Linked DNA regions of Homo sapiens: region 1 is linked to region 2. Evidence: read pairs that join two places in POLR2A ChIA-PET (ENCODE). Cell type or tissue: endothelial cell of umbilical vein. All regions are shown on one strand.

What was found. Peaks named below come from ENCODE experiments on the same cell type or tissue, not always from the same donor. Only the 100,000 strongest peaks of a DNase experiment are listed, where the experiment ranks them.
Region 1: POLR2A ChIA-PET joins it to region 2 with 36 read pairs; 16 of 35 experiments call an interaction of 5 or more read pairs at or near these places.

What each region holds. Positions count from the first base shown.
Region 1 is chr5:39,544,199-39,552,198 of GRCh38, reverse strand. No RefSeq gene overlaps it. Among named protein-coding and RNA genes, the nearest start is that of LINC02104, 28 kb to the right of the region's middle. In endothelial cell of umbilical vein, a CTCF peak has its summit at 4,438 (motif pointing right); a DNase peak (open chromatin) is centred at 4,458; H3K27ac peaks cover 583 bases.
Region 2 is chr5:39,420,754-39,428,753 of GRCh38, reverse strand. DAB2 (DAB adaptor protein 2) reads left to right here and starts at 3,774. Exons shown (of 15, transcript NM_001343.4): 1 at 3,774-3,950. In endothelial cell of umbilical vein, a CTCF peak has its summit at 3,627 (motif pointing left); DNase peaks (open chromatin) are centred at 983, 1,793, 3,623, 7,803 and 3 weaker places; H3K4me3 peaks cover 4,332 bases; H3K27ac peaks cover 6,648 bases.

The DNA.
Region 1 (8,000 bases), 120 kb before region 2:
TCTTTTGATCTCACCACATGCCAGCATTTTACATAAACACCATCCACAGTAGTAGAAAGAAGCCCATCTTGAGTATTGATTCCCTACACACACACACACATGACATATATATGTGAGAGGAAAGGAAGGAGGATGTAGGAAGAGTCTCAGGCTACACTGCAATTCCAAGGAATGTTCAGCCAAGTAAATGGGGAATCTTCAAGTCAAAGCCATCTTTTGATGGGCCCCATATCTCACAGTTATGGTCTGCATTGGTACCACTGTACCCCCACTGGTACGTGTGTGTGTGTGTGTGTGTGTGTGTGTGTGTGTGTGTGCTTTTGGGGGACAGGAGACTGGTTTAAGTCTCCTTTCAAAATATTAACTATTTATTTACTTCTCTAAGTAAATCCATTCACAACTTCTCACTACAGAGTAAGAAAAAAAAAAGAAAATCTTTTTTTTTTTTTGAGACAGAGTCTTACTCTGTCACCAGGCTGGAGTGCAGTGACTCAGTCTCAGTTCACTGCAACCTCCGCCTCCTGGGTTCAAGCAATTCTCCTGCCTCAGCCTCCCAAGTAGCTGGGACTACAGGCGTATGCCACCACACCCAGCTAATTTTTGTATTTTTAGTAGAGACAGGGTTTCACCGTGTTGGCCAGGACGGTCTTGATCTCTTGACCTCATGATCCACCCACCTCAGCATCCCAAAGTGCTGGTATTACAGGTGTGAGCCACTGCACCTGGCCAAAAAAGAAGACTTTCTTAGGAGAAAATGGGATATGCCTTTACAGAACCAAAAGAATAGGCATAATGTGACCGACTGTATGATTAGAAACAAATCATCTATTAGACTCAGCAGGAAATAGAACTGGAATAATGGCTGAAGGATTATAGAAAAAAATATATGAGAGCCTTGTTTCTTTAGGGTGTTAGGAAGCTCTCCTAATGAACTATTTTATTCATAAAATATTTTAGAATATTTTAACAGAACAATAAATAGTAGTCATCTGGAAAAAAAAATCAGTTCTATTCCTTGGCCCACAGATAGAAAAAGAACTTGTGTGCAATGCAGGCCATTCCTATGAGACATGGAATCTTCCAGAACTACAGAAAAGATTGTCAATTTCTGAGTCCAACAAAAACAGAGTGGCATTAATTATTGTCATCTCAGATTTTCACCTTCTCACAGCAACACCATAGTATGCTTACTTATTCATACACTCAACCAATGCCGATTTGAAAGTCACATGACAGTTCAGAGGATGGACCCTGGCTCTATCCCATTACTACCTGAGTGATGGTAACAAAGTCACTTAATCTCTCTAGGTCTCAGTTTCCTTACTTTAAAACGAGAATGATAATAGTCCTGACCTCATAGGATTTTTGTGAAGATTTAATGAACTAATGTAGGTGTGGTGGCCATGCTGTGAGAGCATAATTGATTAACAACCCCAACTACTGTTCTTTTCGCCATCATATTCCCACAGGGCTGCTCATGGCCAATGATCAAACATAGTGGGGCTACCAATGCAGACCGCTGCTGTGAGATATGGGGCCCCTCAAAAGATGGCTTTGGCTTGAAGATTCCCCATTGGCTTGTCTGAACATTCCTTGAAATTGCATTGCAGCTGGAGACTCTTTCTACCTAATCCTCCTTCCTTCCCTCTCTTCTGCCACAGGTGTCAGACCATCACTGTGGTATGAAGCATCCTGACACTTTCTGCTACTCCCTCCTGTTTTATTCTCCACAGGCTTTCATCCAACCCTAATACATTTTTTTTTCATTTTGTCCCATCAAGATGTATCCAAAGTAACACAATAGGTAAAACCAACATCTGATATGTAATAAGTTCTCAATAAAAACTATTGTTTATTATTATTAACAAATAGAATGAGAGCTGGTATAAACATGGGATGCCTGGAGAAATTCAGAGGAAGAAAATGTTATTTCAAACCAAGCATTCAGAAAGATTTTATGTATGAGATAGATTTTGAGCTAGCTGGAAAGATCTCTGAAGTGGGGTCTATTGAATATCGGGGAGGAGCAATTTCAGCTAGGAGAATAATAAAAGCAGAAACATGAAGGAGGGGTAATAGAAATGCTTCCAGATTGGCTGGAGTGTAGGGTACATGTGCAGTTGTAGTTCCATATAAGTCTAGATAAGTAGGTTGGGGATGGACTATGGAGGGAGATTTATATTAGTCAATTTTGCTATCATAATAAGTAAACCTGAAATCTCAGTGGTTTATGACAAAAGATATTTTTTTCTCATTTGTATTATATGTTGGTGAGTATGGATCAGCTGCTATGATTCTGTTTCATGTGACTTCTCATCTTAGCCTGTGACCCGGGCTGAAGGAGCAGTCCCTGATTTGGGAAACATGGTTTCCTAAGGAAAAGGACTGGCAGAAATACAGGAAAAGGGCTGGTTTTTGAAACTTCTGCTGGAAACAAGCCATATGTCATATCTGCTCATAATCCACTGGCCACATGGCCAAGCCTGACATCAAAAGAATACACCTGCCAATAGAAAAGTCACATTGTGATGGATGGGGATATATTCTCCTCTTAGGGAAGAGGGCTAAATCATTAGTAACTATAAATCAATCTACCACCAGTAAGAAGTTGACCAATGTGAACACTTGATATTTTTTAGTAGGCCGGTGACACCATCGCGGTTGTCTTTTGACATAGAGATGAATCTGGAATGTGAAAGTGGAAAGAATACTACTACTACGTGGTTCAGGCAGAAGATGATGGCAGGCCTGGCTAAAGCACTGACAGCAGGAACTTATTTGTACCCTTTCCCCAGGAACCTAACATTCCAGTCTTTATTATAAAATCTTCATAAGCAAATGGGGAAGAAAATAACATGTTAAGACTAAGCACAATTGAATCACTTTACAAGTATCTGCATATTGGGGAAGGCAGGGCCAATTCTCAAGTCTGCTCTCAGAAAACTGTGAAAGAGAAGTTGAATTTATCTTTGGAGCCCACTCTCTTCTTTGCATCTGTCTATTCACAGGAACCTACAATTTCCATCCTCATTGACAAAGTCCTATCCCACAGTGCCTTCATTTTGTCTCCAGTATACCCGGGTCTCTCACTCGCAAAGCTGCACAGGGCCTCCCAGGTAACACCCACTGTCCCCAGCCTGACCTTTCCCTTCAGCCCATCTTCCTCAAAGCACTGCACTCCCGATCAATAATGTGAGCTCTATCATCAGGGCCTCCTGGCTAGGTAAGTGGCTAGGTGTTCCCTCTAAAAATATAATTCAGTGTAAATGTTAACTTTATTCTCCTTTCCTGAAATATTTACATTTTAAGTTAATGTCTTAGATATATAACACTTTAGCTTCCAAAAAGCCATCTACTATATAGGCTAATTGAAGAAGATATGTTTTCTTAAGCAGTGCAACTTGCTAGGAGCAGATTTTAAATCAGATCACACAGGCATGTGCTGAAGTTTGTCAGGGTCTCTGCTGGGTGTTTTTTAGCAAGGTATATGGAGTGTGTGATGTGTTGTTTACCTGTCTGCACAGGGTTCATATTGACTATGTGATACCAAACGTAGCATTCCATAATCCTAGAAAAGCATTTTAATGAGGGTAATAATTTCAGAGCCAGGCGCCAATGCCTGAACTTCCAAAGACCTACAATGACCACTTCTGCATCCTATAAAGCTCCTTGCAGTGGGGAGGGATCAGTTCTCTTGCCGTAGTCCTTTCACACCCATAAATAAGCTCTAAGTCTTTGCATTTGATGGAAACAGAAAAGAATGTCATGCCAGAGAAGGGGGTGACCAGAAACCAGCACTGCTTTGGCAAGTATGCATGCAATATAAGAAATCTTTCACCTACAAGTGCCCTGGTAGAGGCAATTCTTTTTTTTTTTTTAACTCAATGATTCTAACAGCATAAGCCCTCAGGTGAATAAATAACCTACTACTTTCTTGCCAGTAGCACCAGGTCATATAATCTGTGGCCTGGAAGCTCCATCACCACACAGGTGCCACCATGCCTGGAGCTTTGTGGGACTTTTAGCACCAGGTTCCCTTCCATGGGAAACAGAGTGACATCTACTTGCTCCTACTGCAGGTAAGTTAAAAGGCATCCATTCATGGTAACAGTCTGAGTGGAGTCAAGGGACATAAAAGGGCAACAAGGCACAGAAACCTAACTGGAGAGGCTAGGAGACTTGGGCTGACTTGGCAGATGACAAGCTTTGTTGCAGATTTTAAAAATAATGTTGCTTTAAGAACAGAAAGCAAGCCAAGCCAAGAAACATCGACAGTAAGTTTTCCTTCTTTTTCCCCCCTAAGATATGCTGAAGCCAGGTTTAATTTTATGTCAGGAAAGAATTCCCTCCTGAGACTTTCCTGGCTACGGTTCAGTTGAGAATAATGTTTTCCAGCCATGTTTCCAGAGTCCCTGAAAAGTTGAAAGGAAGTTACGAAGCTCTCACTTTGTATCAGCAGGGGGAGCTGTTATGATAAAGAAACTATGTGGTTTCTTCCTGTGAAATGAAATTGTCAACGTTCTCAACATTTCATTTTCGGGACCAGGGAATACTTAAAGAATGAAATATTGACAGATACTAGCAGCTTTTATACGTCTTATTTTAACGCAAACCCCTTCGTGTTATTTTAAAACGTTATTAAATAAATGTTAAATTCCAGAGTAAACAATTTTTAATCAGAAGGAAAAAGCCTTAGATATTTGTATAAGTTGCCTGTATACATGCCATATTTGTATAAAAAGCCTGCAGAGCATAAGAGTATTTCATGATACTTCGATCACCACGTAATGTAACATATCTCATACTACCTATTGCAATCCCGAAGTCTCTGATGGAAATGGTTGTCTAAAATGGGATTTCCAGGGTATATAAAAGAGCCATTATAATAGCCTCATAAAAACTTAGCTCCCTTTACCACATAAGATATGTTGATGCTGCCATCAACATATCTGTTTCACAAACATCAACTTATCTGTTTAGTACATTCTGGTTTTCAAATTGCTTGGGCCCATTTAAAAATTGAGGGGGAGGAAAGTAGGCAGGCCAAACTCTCTGCTTATTAAAACCAGTCTTTACACTTCTGATGGTTTGTTTTGAAGTCCTACATTACAGCCACACAATGTGATTCCCACCAAGTTAAGGATTAAATGACTATTAACATCTTAAGCAATTATCAAGCTCACACACCTCTTATAACTTGTTTTCTTCTAGCATCAACAAAACACTTACCTGTAGGAACTTCAGAAGTTAAAATCTGAAAAATATTGATATCTCTCATAGACATTTCTGTGGCTGCTGTATATACATTATTGTCAACTATGCCCCCTAAGTAGACTTCCAGGGAAGGCTGGCCAAAGAGAATGCTGAAGTTCAGGTGAATTGAGTCCTGGAAAAGATGGACTTCATGGGGAATTGATTGGGACATAGGGGATTCAAGAACAGAAGAGACGATTTTCAAGGAAGAATTTGAAAATCAATGATCTCTCAGACCAGGTGTATAAGCAATACAATCACCTTAAAGGCTGATATTATATGGGCTAAGGAGTTTCATTACAGCAAAGCATTTCAGATTCTCAGAGATATTATGGGGAAAAGGATATGAGAAGGCAATAAATTGTCCAGAAAATAGACTGAAACTGATAGAGGGCTGGCAGTAACAGAGTCAGCAAGCAAAGAATACAGTATGCAATATACGTCTTTTTTTTTTTTTTTTTTTTGAGATGGAGTCTCACTCTGTTGCCCAGGATGGAGTGCAATGGCACAATTTTGGCTCACTGCAACCTCCGCCTCCCAGGTTCAAGCGATTCTCCTGCTTCAGCCTCCTGAGTAACTGAGATTACAGGTGCCTGCCACCATGCCAGGCTCATTTTTGTATTATTAGTAGAGACGGGATTTCACCGTGTTGGACAGGCTGGTCTCGAACTCTTGACCTCCGGTGATCTGCCCATCTCGGCCTCCCAGTACTGGGATTACAGGTGTGAGTCATTGCACTTGGCCAGTATGCAATATATATTTATGCAGTGGAGGTAGAAGAATTGAGGGAACAGAGAGAATTCAACAGAACTCATTCAATAATAGCCGAGTCTTCCCTCAGAAGAGTTTTGAGAGAAATAATTGTTAATATCCTATAGCATCATGAAATACTTTGTATATCTGCTCTCAATAAAAAAGAGCTAACATATCAGCTATTTTCAAATATGACTAGCTTACAGTAATATCCTTTCTGATATACTTATCAGCTGGGCTGTCACTGGATACAGAAAGTTCTGAAGCATCTTGTAACTGGCTAGGTACTCATTCTGAACTGTGGCCCAAGCAGGGCTAACATGTCTCTTGGGGCTAACATGTTTGTTTCTTCTTTACACAATGAACTCTTTTTAATTAGAATAAGACTGTGCATTCTGTGTGTCCTCCAAGGGGACCCTGATCTCCAGAGACTTCATTAGAGATGTAGTGAATGAGATATTACCTGTCGGATCCAGCAATAAATCAGTAATGGAAGGTTTGCATTGATAGTAGTCTGGGGTTGAAATTGTTCTTTCTTTGCAGACGTTCAATGAATTTCAATAATTTTACATAAACATCTCATTTATTAAGCAGTATTAACTTAATCAGAAATAAGAAGGCTTTGTATTTCTAAATCATTCTTTTCCAATTATTTTATACCAACACTTCATTCTCCTCTGGCATCTAAGGTAGCTCCATAGTTTCCAGTTGCTTTCTGATATTAAGGCTTAGTCCAATTTAAAACATCAAACATTAGTTTATTCTCCCCTTCTTTCCTCTTCCACTTTACCCAGTGCAAGTAGGAACGGGCACCCTCTCTAATTAGGAGTCTGCCTCAGGTACACCATCACCTTGCATTCCCCTTGTTGTATTCCTCTTCATGGTATCGAGCTGAGAGGTAGAACAGGGAAAGGAAAGAGTGTAATGCTAGCAGGCTGCTATCATAACCTTTCCCTCTTGGTTCCTGCTGTTTTTCTGGCCAGCACAGCCTAGCTGTTGATATCATCTGCAAGGCAGGCCTTCAAATTCTAGCTCTGGGGAATAAAGGTATGAGTTTTTGGAGCTTCAGTGATTTTAAGCCAACTTTTTCAAGCCCCTGAGCTCTCACTGCTGGCCATATAGTGCATGGCCTCGTGTTGCCGGGAATCTGTCTTGGAAAGGAGGTTGAACAAGCCCAGCTACATTCAAAGTAGCATCCACTTGAACCTCAGGCATCACCTGTCTTGGCTCTGAAACTGGGTGAATCCACACTACCCCTACATCTCTTCTCTCTCCAAGACTGTTCTCCCCTGCTCCTATGATGAAGAGGTAAATCCACAAGTCCTTTTCCTCAGCAGATGTCCAATTAGGTAACTAAATTATATGACAGCCTTTGTAAATGAGTCTCTTAGAGCCTCTCAGGAGGTTTTAGGAAGAAAGACCAGGTACTCTAATTTCCCTTCCCTCCCTTGGGGAAGGCAGGGAATTTCCTCTTATCTCAAACGCACCGCATTCTAATGACCCTTGGATCTGCTCCTCTCTGTCTTGTTCCCAGTCTTATTATATAGAAGACGGAGGCTGGCAGCAGTTTGCTGCATCCATCACCTCTTAAGAAGCTTTGGCTCTGACTCTGGTGACTGTCAGTTCAGATATTAAATACTTTCCTGTCCTCAGCCTTGGTCCTAATTACCAACCTCAGAAGTCCCACTAAGAGCTTCTTACATGTGGAAGGTAAACAAAGTTCCTTGGAAGAAAAAAAAAAAAATACAGATAACATACGGATATTTAGAATAGGTATTTGGCCTCAGTTGGGCCGCTGTTAAGATTTTTTCATCATCATCCATTAATTCAACATATTTAGCAAATAAGAACTAAATGCCTACCACAAGTTGAACAAAATGATAGACTCTTATAATTCAGAGAAGAAGAAAATGTATTCCCTGCTCTCTAAATGCCATTTCCTACTGTATAGTATTTAAAATCCAGGACTGTGGATGCCAGTGTGAAGGTAGGGG
Region 2 (8,000 bases):
CCGGCAATTTGGGAGGCCGAGGCGGGTGGATCATGAGACCAGCCTGGCTAAGATGGTGAAACCCCGTCTCTACTAAAAATACAAATACAAAAATTAACTGGGCATGGTGGTGGGCACCTGTAATCCCAGCTACTCGGGAGGCTGAGGCAGAGAATTGCTTGAACCCGGGAGGCGGAGGTTGCACTGAGCCGAGATCTTGCCACTGCACTCTAGCCTGGGCCACAGAGCAAGACTCCATCTCAGAAAAATAAAAAAAAAAAAATCCTTGCATATTATACATGTGCTTTATTTCTAGTGGATAGATTCTTACTCCTAGGATAGAGAAGTGTATGTGTTTGCTACAATAACAATTAATATTAGTAATTCCTGCAGGGTTTTATGTATTTTCATTTTTGATAACTCCTGCTAGGTTTCTTTCCAAGTAAGACAGTATTTATTTGAATGGTAATTTTTATGGGTATTTACTTGCCTTTCACAATTTCTCATTATAAAAATTTATATTGATAAGTGAGGTGTAATTAGTTATATACATTTATATTATTGAATTTTAAATGTTCTTCATTTTACAAGTACCAATTTTTCCAAGTACCCTAGTAGTCTACCACCTGAGTTTCATTAAAATTGCACAAAACAGAAAAATACATATTAGTTCTGAGATGCTATAGGGGTATAAGCAAGAAAACAAAACACAAACAGGCTGCCTTCTATGAAACTATCTTCCAAATATTTTAGATCAGAAGATGGACAGGTAGATGGATAGACAGAGATATGAAAAAAAACCTCCAGTATTTGTTTTGACTTGCCAGCCACCAAATCTGGTAGGGTCAGTTTTTCTGTAATGTTAAATATGCAGGACTGGTCAAGGTCAAAGAACATTTTCTGGGAACAATAGCCATTCTCTTCATTGTTTTTTTAATGACATGGAGAAGGAAAAAAAAAAAAGGAGAGAGAGAGAGATGTGACCTTACTAGGTCCACTTCAACAAATCCTTGTTTGATTTTAACATCTCTAAGTGTCCAGCAAGGCATCAAAGGCACACAGGCAGTTTACCTTACAGCCAGTTCCAAAGTGCCATTTACAATTCAGGAGAAATGACAGGCTTCAAAAGGGGCAGTTTAAGGAAGACAAGAGCAGTAGAGAGGGGGATAGAAGAAGTGATGGAGAAGGAGGAGAGAAAGGATAAAGGATTAGGTCTGTGAGCTAACAGAGGAAAACAGCTTAATTATGGAAGAAAAGACACATGCATAGGATAGGTCGAACAGGCAGAGTTGCTGTGGAAGCACATTCCAGGAAAATCTTAAGAGATTACTTTAATAATAAACCATGCATTCTTCAGCAAGCCATCACGGGATTAACTACCCCTTTCCTAGGCTGGGAGCACAGTCATTTGTTTTATTTTATTTTTTCCTTCTCTCTCACAGGCAGGTTTTCTGCAACGGACAATTGCCATTCAAAGACTATTGTTTTTCAAACATTGAACTGACTTTTCCTCCCCTTAATTTTCTAAACATAAATTTCAGTGGTGATAAGAAAAGACCATTATTTAGGCAGGGTAAATATCTGGGTGGGCTTTGGCGTGATTCTCCAGAGGGAAAGATGTTCATTTTAGACTTGTTGAAAAGTGAACAACTTAGATGAGACAGAGACAATGTTTCACGAGGGATAAAAAGAGTTAAATTTCTTTTCTTTTTTTTTCTTAATGTGAGCAGGACATTGAATTACTGCCAGAAGCAATATCGGTGCCCTAGAGATATAAAAATACAGTTCAAACCAGAATTCTCCACTGTCGACTCTTCAGATTTCTGTGCAAAATAAGAGGTGTCTATTTTAAGTTGTAAGTGTGAGCCCACTGCTCTTAAATGAACTGTTTTCATCAAAGTCTTCTCTTGAAACTACAACTCATAGCAGATGAAATCATTTTCTTCCTCTGGCTTCTTAGACAAATCCCTTCCATTTGGTGGGGTAGAGCAAACATAAGTTAGTATTTCTTGGTAAGAGTCTTTCAAAAAAAAAAAAAATAGAATTGAGTGAGCACTTCTTAGTCTAGAAAATATTACATATTGAGGTTAAAAGAGACACCCATGTCTTTCTAATTATCAAAGTCTCTATTTGCCTGAAGTCAGCAGCCCTTTTTCCAGCTACCTAGCCAATAGAAATGAAACTGGACTTCTAGATTTTAGAAACAAAGCCTTGTGTTCTAAAATGTACTAGAATTACATTTCTCTGCATAAATGTTATAAATAGAATACTATCCTAGGACTAAAATTTGTATACTTCCTGTCATTCACACAAAGTCATTTTTTAAAATAGCAAATTACCTCTGAGGAATATTGAAAACTGCCAGCATGGCCCTCCCTGCCTCCACACCCCTAGGTGTGTCAGGGGATGAGAAATAGTAGAGGCTGGGGAAGTAGAATTCTGGGCCAGCTGTGCTGCTCTGCACCCCTCAGTCTCCCCGAACAACGGTTGTTTCAAGCCTGACCTACTTGAGAGCAGACATTGCCACTCACATTGAGCTACCCCAAATTACACAGTGGCTTTGCAGTCGAGGCTAGGCACGGACCACAAAATATATCCTTGATGTCCCACGAGCCCTATTTGAACCCTCAGTTTCCAGAGGTAAAATGCAAATCCACTGTGTTGCTTACTCGATAAAATCAATAACCCCCTCCCATCCGAGATACAATTTAGCATTTTCACATTTACTACGTGCTGCCTCTGACTTTAAACAATTAAATTTTTTTCTTAAAAAAAGGGAAAAGAGACACGTCTTTCACAAGAGTAATTTCAGAATTCTCCAAAAAGCAACAGAGCTTCTGTGGATGTTTTACAATAATTCTTGATTTTAAAATATGGAGAAAATGAATTCTCAGCTTGTTAACACTCATTAGGATTTGCTGCGGAGTACCTTCTACCGCTCAGCACTCTACGTTAACATTTTTAAATATTTTATTTCTTGCAGTTCATGTTTTTCCTAGAGTTATAGGAAGTGCTATGGAAATTCATGCAGATAAAGTCATGTTATGTGTCTACATATAGGTGTATATACACTGTAAGGGAAGCCTGTATAGAATCTCTGATTGTATCAGAATTATAACTTATTTGATAGGCTACATAGACGTGAACATGTTTTGCTCATATCGATTTCAGAGAGAATATTATTTTTATATCCATATATATGATTATATTTCATAGGTAAATACAGTATGTTTCACATATGCACACATAGATTTCCCACTAACTTAAGCGCATTTGCATCTGCAATGAGGGAGACACTAATTTCTTCTAAGGGGAGCAAATCCAATCGCGCGATCAACTTTAGAAACTGCAGATCTGCGCAGGAACCGTTGTCCCTTGTCAGAAAAGTCAGGAGTAAAGGCAGTCCTTTGTTCAAAGGGCCCCAACGGGTTGGTTAGGATGACTCCGTGTGCCACATCACTCGCAGTGGCAATCCAGGGAACGGATCTGTGAAACGAAGCTCGGTGGATCCCACCCCTTTCCTCCAGAGCTTCCCTTTCCTGTCCTTATTTGCACCCGCCCCCCGCCCGCGTCGGTCTGGGGCTTTTGACTTCTCCCCGAACACATTTCCCCTCCCGTCGCTGGGTCCCTGCGATCGCCCCCAGCTGGTGGGGCTCGCGGAGCTCAGGGGAGCGGGGTCCTCTGCGCCGCTGCAGCGCGAGTTAATAAACAGTTAAGTTTGGAAGACTCTGCAGACACGTTGAGGGGGAGTTACCAAGCCCAGGCAGCAAAAACATCCTGGCACATTCCTGGGGAGTCCTCAGCTGCCAGCATCTGATTAGAACCATATCTCTCGCCGGGAGTGGCCGCGCGGCTCCGAAGCTCCCGGCCGGCGGCTATTTAAGCGAGGCCCGCCGCATCCGCTGCGCTGTAGCCTGGAGGCTCCGGGCGCGGGGAAGTCATGCTCGCTTCACGGAGGCAATAGCTAGCCGGTGAGTAGCTTCGAAACCCTTCTTCCCTCTGGCTCCATTTTTTTTTTAAAGATCTCCTTCTCTCCTTTGCTCCCCCTCTCTCACCCCCCCGCCCCCCGCTACCCTTCTTTGAGTACAGACCTTGGGCTGTGGGGAATCTTAGAAATGAGACCCTGTGCTTGGGGAAACCAGCAGTTTTGTGGCCTGACATCTGAGGAATGCTTCCGCGGAATGTATTTACCTTTCGAATCCGACTCCAGATGCCCAGCTTGTGACATTTAACAAACGCCTCCTTTTGTGTCGTGTGTGTGTGTGTGTGTGTGTGTGTGTGTGTGTGTGTGTGTGTGTGTGTGTAAAAGGTCTGCGGGCAGCCCTCCTAGGACACTGAGGTGGCTGCTGACCGCCTAATTAACTCCTCGAAGGGTGTTTATTTTTGCTGTGTGACAAAGGCTGGGGACCTGGCTTGTGCCCATAAGGAGCTTTTTCCTGGTGACTGACAACATATGGCATTAAAATGTGAACTTTTGTCTTACACCGGCATTCCTAAGGAAGTATCTACCCAAGGGACTTAAGAAACTTGTTTTATATCCCCCGGCGCAGGGAGCATGGTTTATATGGTGCTTGCCTGCCTGTTGTAAGCTGGTTAAAAAGATTAAGTAAGAATTCTAAAAAAGGGGGGAAAAATGAATGGGTTAAAACCGTGGAGCCTCAGTCAACATAGCGGTTTTCATAGCATAGAGCTGACTCTGTTATTTGTTTCTGCTGTCTTTCCCTCTTGACTTAATTCTGAGCCTGGAATTCTGGTCCGCAGACAGTTTCAGCAGGGAGCTGAGTCCAAAGGGAAATTCAACTGGATTAAAAACACTTAAGGAATCTGGGTGTTATCTCCACCCCAACCACCCCCCACCTTTTCCCCTTTCTTTTTAGTTTTTGTTTGGAAGGAAGAGAGCCGCTCTGTAAACCGAGAAGAGCAGAAACAAGCTTCCAGACACATGGAAAGACTTAAAAATTATGGAGGGGCGACTTCACGAATAGTAAATGTTGCTATTGCTCTATAAAGTGACTTCATGAAAAAATTTCTGGCCTTAGTCAGGCAAAGCAGGGGCATGGGGGAGAAGGAGGTAAGATATAACTAATGCAAACAGAAGTAATGGGAGTGGAAAGCAGGCATCTACAAAAAATGCCTTTGAGATGTCTGATAAGCCTCTTGGAATGGCTTTGATGAGATGTATACTTGATTGTCCTTACAGTCTTGAGGTTGGCTTCTCACACAAAAGCACCTACTGGCTGTTGGGGAGGAGGGAGCTTGCAGCTACCAAATGGCTTGTCACCATGCTTCTTACCCCAGCAGCCAGACTTTGGGAGGCTACTTTTCTCTGAGCCAGGTGCCCCGCCCACTCCAGGTTCTGTGTCTCCCCTCTTGGAAGGGAGATGGCCCTCAGTGACACTGTAAGAAAGTTTATTGCCTTGAGAATTCGGGAGTATTTGAGTACAATGGGAAAGTCTTCTAGAGAAAGCATGAAGAAGACCTAGTGGTCTTTGCCAATGTGGATTTCTGGGACAGACCACTTCTTCCAAATCCTTAGTCAGTTTCCTCCTAAGGCCAACTAAATTCTTTTTCCTGTTGTTGGTGAATAACTTCCCCCTTCTTTTCCCACTCCCAGCTGGAAGGATCCCTTCTCATCCAAATGACTGACCTAGAAACCAGTCATTTTTCAGCTATGCCCTCCTATGCTTTAATGTATAACCAGAATAAGTAGATGGTAGAGGAATGTCTTCCAACTTTGAGCCCATACACGTATGTATTTGCCATTCTGGGGATCTTTGATCTTGATGGTTGATCTTTACCTGAGGATGTAAGTGAGGGAAGAAAGCACTTGTTACAAACCTTGTCTAATTTGTGAAGGGCAAACTCCAGAGTTTGTGTTTCTGCTAAAGACTTTTATAGTTTCAGATTAAACTGGAAGTCCAAATTCCTGTGCATTAGGCCTGTTTGTTGTCTTTCTCCAAAGGTTGAATGGATTTCACTGGCCTTGTTTGGGTTGAAGGGTACGGCTTTTAAGGCACTTGTTGGCATGAAGGTAGTACAGGGACCTCTGGCAGCTGCTGACCAGCTGTTTGGGGATGATATTTACTGGCCTGCTCAACCAGGCCTCGATTATCTGAAGGTTAAGGGAGCAGGAAGATATCTTCCTTGCTGAGTGCTCCTGGCCAAGCAGGAGGCTTTGCTGTGACATAGGCTCTTATGCTGCTTCATTTCTAACTCTACCCTCATATGTCCATAAACCTAAGTTTGCTACCACTGATATTTCATCTGGATAATTTTGAAGGCTCTGCGTGTTTCTCTTCCTCATTCTTTTGACCTGAGGATTTAATTATTGCTCTTCTTAAAGACAAAGCCAAGATGCTGAAATGCTTGGGAAAGCTGCTGAGAGTGAGCCCTCCTGGGGTTTGAAGTTGTCCTAATGCTCATCAGAACATACCTCCCCAGCTGGAAAGATTCGAAAGCTTACTGGCCAGGAAGGTTTAGGTAACTAACCAAACACATAAGGTTTTTTACCCTTTAGACAGAACCAGAATGGGAACCAGATTGGCAATATGAAACACCTGAGTAACAGGATGTGGTATTTTAAAATTCTCCCTGGCACTGCTATGTAATTCCAAAGTTGAAGCTGTGCCGCTGAATTGCACAAAGGTTGGCCAAAATCATATTTAGGTGAAACAGATTTTTGTTTTGTTTTGTTTTGTTTTGTTTGAGACAGAGTCTCCCTCTGTTGCCCATGCTGGAGTACACTGGCATGAACTTGACCCACTGCAGCCTCTGCCTCCTGGGTTCAAGAGATTCTGTGACCTCAGTCTCCTGATTAGTTGGGATTAGAGGTACCCGCCACCATACCTGGATAATATTTTTTTTTTTTTTTTGTAGTAGTAGTAGAGACGGGGTTTCACCATGTTGGCCAGGCTGGTCTCGAACTCCTGACCTCAAGTGATCCACCCACCTCGGCCTCCCAAAGTGCTGGAATTACAGGCATGAGCCCACCACACCCGGCCAGATGAATCAGATTTAACACCAGATATGTGTCTTTAAAGGAGACCCAACTCATAATATCAGCATATCCTGACTGGATTAACTGGTGGAAATCAGAAGGAAAGCAGACTCCTCAGTCTTTACTTAAAGACAGAAAACAAGCAAATTCCTGGTTAGGGGAACAAATGATGACTGGTACGGACACAGAGGGCTAACATTCAACACTGGCTGCCTCCAACAGGGCACAATTGGATAGTAGTTGAGAACTACCTTCTGAAGTACCATTTCCTGGGTTCAAATCTTAGCTACAGGGTTGCAGGTTACATGGCCTTGGGCACATTCCATAACCTCTCTGTACTTCAGCTTGCTTATCTGGGGAGAATAATAGTACCTACCCCAGGATTGCTGGGAAGACAGCTAATCTAATATACTTGGAATACTTTTTCCCATCTGATTTTGAAGGTTTTGTTTGTTTGTTATTACTCCCCCCTGAACAACTGAATTAAGTGTCTTTGTGAAAACTGAAAGCAAATGGAAAATTTCTTCATGAAAATTGAATACCCTTCACCTACTTGAAAAAGGTTAATTATTCAAGCACTTGATTTTAATAAAGCCAGTGCGTTTGCTTGTGCTCATGCTAGAACAGACAGGGAGTTACTCTCTGTTTTCGTCCTGGAAGCCTGCACTTTGGTTTGGTCAGGCTGACCTCGCTGGTCTCAATTAAGTCCTCCCCACACCCTCTCAGACTCCTGACAGAGAAGGAGCAATCCTTCCCCCTGAAGTCAGCATTGTCACAGAAGGAAGTGGGAAGGGAGGGACCACCCGGATTAAACTGAATGACTAGGCTAGAAATAAAAATTCTTCCGAGTGTGTGCAGGCCCCATACTATCCTTGCCCACATAGCTGGGCAGGTTGCCATGGTTACTCCCCTTCCCGCATCCTTCTACCCTGGAAGGAAGCCTGCCTCTCTAGGGGAAGTAGAATCTGAACAAATTGCTTCCTGGTCTAAAAATGGAAGTTACTAAGTGAAGTAGAATCTCCTC